Linked DNA regions of Homo sapiens: region 2 is linked to region 1. A link is an interaction called in ENCODE POLR2A ChIA-PET data of the cell type or tissue named here. Cell type or tissue: HCT116. All regions are shown on one strand. Region 1 has its middle 21 kb from the start of SLC25A30. Region 2 overlaps COG3 (component of oligomeric golgi complex 3).

Region 1 (4,000 bases):
AGAGAGTTTCACTTTTGTTGCCCAGGCTGGAGTGCGATGGCGCAATCTCGGCTCACTGCAACCTCTGCCTCCTGGGTTCAAGAGATTCTTCTGCCTCAGCCTCCAGAGTAGCTGGGACTACAGGTGCCCACCACCACACCCGGCTAATTTTTGTATTTTTAGTAGAGACAGGGTTTCACCATGTTGACCAGGCTGGTCTCAAACTTCTGACCTCTGGTGATCCACCTGCCTTAGCCCCCACAAAGTGCTGGGATTACAAGCGTGAGCCACTGCACTCAGCCTTCTTATCTTTTTAGTATAAATGGAAAGAGGACAATGAACACATACAAACTATTTTGTTAAATCATCCTTAGTTTTTGTTTTTCAGTGAACTTTGATTAAAGGAAACATATTTGGGGACAGAGTTATTCTGTTTATTTATGTGGACATTGCATTACATCTGGGAAATAGACTGTCAAGGTACAGAGGGTACTCTGTGGCCTATATCAATAAGCCCCAGCCAAGGTCTAGTTATCCCTTTTTAGGTAAGTAGGTGAAAGGGTGATGGTGGTAATGTGAGTACTTGCATCTCTGGTTGTAGAATTTTTCCTAGGCTATTGGAAAGTCTATATTAAGGCTAGGAGTTCCTGGTCATATAGAGACCTCTAGCCATTGAAAAATCCTTCTGTGGTGTTGATAGAGCAAGTTTGGCATTTGTCCACTCTAAGAGGACTGCATGTCCTTGTGACTCAAACCATTAACTGAGAACTGGCCTTGACCTGTGGGGAAGGACATGATGAGGAGAGAAACCCAGCAGGACATTGTTATCAGTGCCAACATAAGCACGAGGGTGAAATGCATCTGCTTCTTGAGCTGCCGTTCTGCAGAGGAATTTGTTAGTTAACCGGCACTGGCTGAGTGTCTGTTCTATTTAGAGCTCCTGTTATGTGGGTTAGCTAAGTATCAGCTCTTTAGGTCATAAATACATTGAGCATTTTGGGAAGACATTTAATATATGTGTGGCTATGTATTTCTCTAACAACCATCCCCTAATTTTTTTTACATGATGTATGTTGTCCATATTAGATTCTGTACAGGGTTCCTTCCATCCTTCCTTCCTTCCTTCCTTCTTTCCTTCTTCCGTCCTTCCTTCCTTCCTGTCTTTCTTCCTTTTTTTTTTTTCAGGGGGAGTACAGTGGTGTGATCTCAGCTCACTGTAGCCTCAACCTCCTGGCCTCAAGTGATCCTCCTACCTCAGTCTCCTGAGTAGCTGAGACCACAGGGTGTGTGCCACCATGCCCAGCTAATTTTTGTATGTTTTTTTTTTTTTTTTTGTAGAGACAGGGTTTCACCATGTTGCCCAGGCTGGTCTCCGACTCCTGGGCTCAAACAATCCACCCGCCTTGAACCCCCAAGGTGCTAGGATTACAGTTTTACAGTGTGAGTCACCATGCCCAGCCTTTTCTTTTCTTTTTCTTTAACTTACAATGCTTTAATTTTTTGATAGCTTTATTGAAGTATAAATGATATACAAAAAATTGCACATATTTAAATGTATAAAATTTGATGACTTTGGTTATAATGCACATATACCTATGATATCATTGCCACAATCAAGGTAACAAATAAGTTCATCATCTCCAAAAGTTTCGTTGTGCCCCTTTGTCTGCCTTTTTGTGTGTGTGTATGCGAGGAAGAACACTTAACATGAAATCTACCCTCTTAACACATTTTTAAGTGTACAACATGGTATATTGTTAACAATAGGCACTATGTTATACAGCAGATGTCTAGATCTTAATCATCTTATATAACTGTAGCTTCATACCCATTGAAAAACTCCCCATTTCCTCCATCCTCTGGCAACCTCCATTGTATTTTCTGCTTCTCTAAGTTTGATTATTTTAAAGTCCTCATGTAAGCTTCTGTGACTGACTCATTTCACCTAGCATAATGTCCTTTAGGTCCGTCCGTATTGTCGCAAATCATCCCCTAACAATTTCATGCAGGGCTGCCTTGATTCTATAGTAGCTCCCTTTCACATGAGCAATATAAAGTGTGCTTAATTGTGTATTTGAGTGAGGTCTTTATACTCTTACTGCATGCAGCCATCCACAACAATGCACATGAGTAGTGTCTGTGTAAGAGGAGGCACAGTCAAACAGAAAGCATTCTCTTTCCGGCATGTCTGCAGAGCCTGGACACTGGCATATGCAGAGGCCCTCACAGGACTCACCTTAAAACCCAAAGTGGTTTTAAAACTTGTGGTTGGGCGTGGTGGCTCATGCCTGTAATCCCAGCCCTTTGGGAGGCTGAGGTGGGTGGATAATCTGAGGTCAGGAGTTTGATACCATCCTGGCCAAAACGGCGAAACCCTGTCTCTACTAAAAATACAAAAACTAGCTGGGCGTGGTGGCGCATGCCTGTAATCCCAGCTATTCAGGAGGCTGAGGCAGGAGAATCGCTTGAACTTGGGAGGCAGAGGTTGCAGTGAGCTGAGATTGCACCACTGCACTCCAGCCTGGGCGACAGAGCGAGACTCCGTCTCAAAAAACAAAAAAAAACACCAAAGAAAACCACTTGAGGTTGTACAAGAAATAGTCGGAGTGACTGAATCCTGCTGTGGAATCACTAACGTGTGATTTGCTTAAAAGTTTACTTAAATAAGTTATAAATCTATGATACATTTTTTTTTTTATGTAGCCCAGGCTGGAGTGCAGTGGCTTCCATCTCAGGAGGTGTCTCCCGTGTTTTTTTTTGTTTGTGTGTGTTTTTTTTTTTTTTTTTTTTTTTTGAGTAGCTGAGTAGCTGGGATTACAGGCACCCACCACCATGCCTGGCTAATTTTTGTATTTTTAGTAGAGACGGGGTTTCACCATGATGATCAGGCTGGTCTCGAACTTCTTGCCTGAAGTGATCCACCTGCCTCGGCCTCCCAAAGTGCTGGGATTACAGGTGTGAGCCACTGCACCCAGTCTATGATGCACATTTTGTGATTAGTTTTACATATGCAGTGTTATCAGTTAGGAAAACCATAAGCAGTGATACCAAGTTAAAGTGGTCTTTTTCTCAAGAAACAAGAAGCCTGGGGGTAGAAAGTTGGTTTAGCTGCCTGACAATGTCAATAAGACCCTGACTCTTTCTCTCTTTCGGTCCTGCCTTTCTTAGCATGTGGGCCTTTTGTTAACATGCTTGTCACTTTGTGAGAGTGAGACTGTGGCCACAGCTGCACGTACCATGTTTGTATTCAAGGCACGAGAATGGGGAAGGGGCAGTGCCAGTGACCACTGCTCCTGGGCCTGTTCTCTTTGTACAGAAGTAAAGCCTTTCTCAAACACTCCTCCTTATGCTGCCCAAGAGTTTCATGTTTGTCTCGTTGGACAGAACTTGTCACTTGGCCATGCTTAGCTGCAAGAAAGGCTGGGAAAGAAGTTTTTTTGTTTTGTTTTGTTTTGTTTTGTTTTGTTTTGTTTTTGAGATGGAGTCTCACTCTGTTGCCAGGCTGGAGTGCAGTGGTGCGATCTTGGCTCACCGCAACCTCTGACTCCCTAGTTCAAGTGATTCTCCTGCCTCAGCCTCCCGAGTAACTGGGATTACAGGCACATGCCACCACGCCCAGCTAATTTTTGTATTTTTAGTAGAGATGGGGTTTCACCATGTTGTCCAGGATGGTCTCCATCTCCTGACCTCGTGATCCTCCCGCCTCGGCCTCCCAAAGTGCTGGGATTACAGGTGTGAGCCACCGCGCCCAGCCGGGAAAGAAGTATTTAACATTTTCAGCTTCCATAGTGGAGGGTGGCACAACAGAGGAGGATTAGAAATAAGCTGCTCTACCAATGGCTTCTGGAGAGTCCCCACCAATCCTTCATTAAGGAAGGAAGATGTGACCAGAATCCTTTCAGTGGCTTCCTTTTGTGGCATTTAGATGTAAATTAGATTTTTCAGGGTTTCAAGGAGCAGGCACATCCTCAGGTTATTTCCATGAATGAAGGCCAATTATAAGGCTACATAGGGAAATAAA
Region 2 (4,000 bases), 62 kb before region 1:
TCCTTCTTCTAAGTGAACATCTGAAAATGAAGCTTCTGAAGGTACCTTCTTCTGTTCATCTTTCAAACTCTGTGCAATCTGCTGTATAAAGAAATCAGAAGGAATGTTACCGTTTTCAGCAGTGTTTGGCAACATGAACATGTTCTTTATACAAAGTACATATATATATATTTTCAACTTGACATTTGGAAACTATTCAGATTTAAGACTGGATACATTCTGAATATTAGAAATGTTTTTGTTCAAGTAACTGGCCAATCCAAATAACAGGTTTTTGCTTTATGTGATAATAGCTACAGTATGCTATTTTTGAAACAGATATTTTTTAAAAATTAGCATGGACTCACTGCCTAAAGAATATCATGCAGTATACAAAGGAGACACCAACTACTAAATTAGTAATGAAAATCCCACTAATTTGCATTAATTATAAAGGTGGAAATACACAGAAATGAAGACCTAACAGTCATTTAGTTACTGTCAAAAAGAATGGCCAGTCATAAAAATGAGACAATGGACTTTGGGAATTCCGGGGCAAAGACTGGGAGGCAGGTAAGGCATAAAAGACTCCATATTGGGTACAGTGTACACTGTTTGGGTGACAGGTGCACTAAAGTCTCAGAAATCACCACTAAACAACTTATCCATGTAACCAAAAATCACCTGTACCCAAAAAACTATTGAAATTAAAAAAAAAAATTAATAGCCAGAGAATTGATTAGGAAACAGACTCCCTACCACATAGGCCAGTCCACTCATTCCACGTGCAGAAATTGGAAAGTACAGCTAATTCCTAAACGGCATGCAGATGTCACAGCCAGACCACTCTTATACCCCAGTCCCTCACCAAAAGAAAATCACAGTAAGCATATTTACTGCAAGTGGTTACCCTTAAGCCAAAAGGTCTACTACACAAGGGAGCATCCAGGATACAGGCCATGTAATGACTGAATAAACATACCAAATATACCACTAAATTACACTGGGAAGGGAGCATATAGAAAACTTTATCACCTAACATCCTATCAGACACAGCAATTAAAACAGGCATTCTTATCTATAATACAAAAACTGATACTCCTAATGAAGGCCAGGACGGGAGGAAAAGGAGGGAGCACCATTCACTAGATCAGGCTGGGAAACAGATCTAGTCTTCATCATACCTGCTTTGTGGCCCTCAAAGTCAAGGCAGCTCCTGCAAATGGACCACCCATCTGCTCCCTGTTGTTATCCGCAATACCAAGACACATAAAGATAATTCCAGCTATGGACCACAGAAAAGAAACAGCCCCCACTGCCTGCCCTACAAGGGGATCTGATCCCTGCAAGGTTGATTCTGTATATTATTTAAAAAGTAACAACATATAAATAATTAATATAACTAGCCAAAATGCAGTAAGTTTAAATAGAAGTCAGAGGAAGAGATGTAAGTTTAGGAGAACATCCTCAAAACAGGTAAGAACATATTTCCAGCCTGTTAACTTTAAAACGAACATACCTATTATTACATATTTATCCACCTAGGCATTGAAATGAATTAGGTTAAGTCAAAATGCTGGTGAGGATTTGGAGCAACAGGAATGATCTAGTACACACACATATTTCTATGCCAGCACCTGAGAGAGCTTAAAAGCAACAATACCCCTGTAGCAACGAGCACACCTAATGCCCAGATCTCTTTCTAATACAATCCTTCAATAAAGGAACCAGCACTCCTTGAAGAAATGGTCGATTCTAGGAGAGAAGCAGGAAATATACTGATGCACCTGAAGTTCTTATAGTGCCAGGAAATAAGAAAGTTCTCAAAATAAAAAATCTACATAAATGAGTATGTCAAAAGGACATAGGAGCCAACTGAAAGAGCTCCCAGTGGTGAAAGCTGGAGCAGCAAAATAAAGTACCAGTGAACTATAACCCAAAGTATGAATAAATATCCGTTAAGTCCACACTGACATCAGTAAGTGATTGAATCAACAAATTGGAAAAAGAGACCAAGTCCACACTGACATCAGTAAGTGATTGAATCAACAAACTGGAAAAAGAGACCAATCTCCCTTACAGAGAAGTTCCAAGTATTTACATAGATACTTTGCCCTCAAAAAAGGTAGAGCACAACCCACTCCTTGAGCATGGGTTACACATGGGACTTCCTTCCAAAGAGTACAGTGTGGAAAGTGGGGAAGAGGAGTAACTGCACGGTGGTGAAACCTGACAACACTACTTCAGCCAGATGGTCAAGTTCAATATCAACAGTGAACATTCATGTTGAAAGGCTGTACCCTTAATATGATGTAATAACAATGGCATTTTACACCACTGTGGTTTTCCTCCCCAAAACCCAAAACACTAGTCTAATCATAAGGATAACATCAGACGAATTCCAACAAAGGGGCATTGTATAAAAAGCTTGAAATACTCATGACAACACTATAAACCAGTCCTCAACACTGCTAAGTCATCGAAAACAAGAAAAGTCTGAAAAACTGTCACAGACAAAAGGAGCCTAAAAAGACATAAAAACTAAGTGCAACGTGGTGTTGTAAATGGGATCCTGGAATAGAAAAAGACATGAAAAACACTAAGAAAATCTGAATAAACTATGGACCTTAGTAAATAAATACCAGTGACTCACTACTGGTTCATTAATTGTGGCAAATGTATCATACCAACAGAAGATCTTGGTAATAGGAGCAACTGGGTGCAGGGTATATAAAAACTCTGTACCACCTTCTCAATTTTTCTGTAAATCTCAAACTATCTTACAATACAAAGTCTACTTTAAAAATAAAAATAAAAGAAATTAGGACATTTGACATCCAAGAAAAGCAGTCTAAATAGAAACAGGATAGTATCTGAGCCACATCTGACAACTTTAACAACACAGATTGGCACTTTGTGACAAAAGATATGCTGATGAATACAGGATACACTTAGAAAGAAATTATCTTTAATCTATTTTCCACAGATATTTAGGTCTACAGCACTCCTTATATAAACTAATTAAGCAAGATTAGTGTTTAGACCTGGCAAAAATTAGATTACATTTTTAAAAAATTTAATAGCTTACAGATTTCTCAAGATTATATTTTTTTAAAACACGTTAGAAACATGATGACTTAGCAAAATTATTTCAAGGGACATTTTTTAAATTCACCAGCACCAAAACTGCCTTTGGAATTTTTCAAATAAAATAATCAGGCCTCTTTTTTATATATATATATATATATATACACACACACACACACACACACACACACTCACACACACACACACACACACACACATACATATATATATATTTTTTTTTAAGGCAGTGTCTCACTCTGTGACCCAGGCTGGAGTACAGTGGCACAATGACAGCTCACCCCAGCCTCCATCTCCCGGGCTCAGGTGATCCTCCCACCTCTGCCTCCCGAGTAGCTAGGACTACAGCCGCCACCATGCCTGCCTCATTTTTGTATTTTTTGTAGAGATGGGGTTTCACTGTGTTGTGCAGGCTGGTCTTGAACTACTGGGCTCAAGTGATTCGCCCACCTTGGCCTCCCACAGTGCTAGTATTACAGGCGCAAGCCACCGTGCCTGGCCAAGACTATTTTTAAAAAGTCAAATATTCTGTTTTTCAATATTTCAAGGGTTAAATAAATTACAACAGCCACTGTCTCTCATATGACTACCAGCATTAAGTGCTTTCTGGGTCATTATCTTTACTCTTACAACAATACTCCAAGGTCAGTATTATGCCTGTTTTACAAATAATTAAACATACTAATAAAAAATAAGAAAGAGCTACTAACTGGGCTGGGATTTGAACCCAGGTCTATCTCACTCTTACATTTCCCCCTATGCCATGCAAATGGCAAACTTACATGGGCAAAAATCTCTAAAGAGATTTGAAATCTGCAGATCTATATTTAGAATCAAACGTCTGACAGCAATCTCATTGTATATCTTAGTAGGATATATTCTAAGAACAAAAGTAGTATAAAAATCTTGAATTAAG

Evidence for each region. ChIA-PET counts read pairs that join two places held together with the same protein. Peaks named below come from ENCODE experiments on the same cell type or tissue, not always from the same donor. Only the 100,000 strongest peaks of a DNase experiment are listed, where the experiment ranks them.
Region 2: POLR2A ChIA-PET joins it to region 1 with 5 read pairs; 3 of 35 experiments call an interaction of 5 or more read pairs at or near these places.

The regions. Positions count from the first base shown.
Region 1 is chr13:45,437,377-45,441,376 of GRCh38, reverse strand. No RefSeq gene overlaps it. Among named protein-coding and RNA genes, the nearest start is that of SLC25A30, 21 kb to the right of the region's middle. In HCT116, no CTCF peak of the experiment used is centred here; no DNase peak of the experiment used is centred here.
Region 2 is chr13:45,499,325-45,503,324 of GRCh38, reverse strand. COG3 (component of oligomeric golgi complex 3) reads right to left here. Exons shown (of 23, transcript NM_031431.4): 14 at 1-81. Among named protein-coding and RNA genes, the nearest start is that of COG3, 36 kb to the right of the region's middle. In HCT116, no CTCF peak of the experiment used is centred here; a DNase peak (open chromatin) is centred at 2,384; H3K27ac peaks cover 1,325 bases.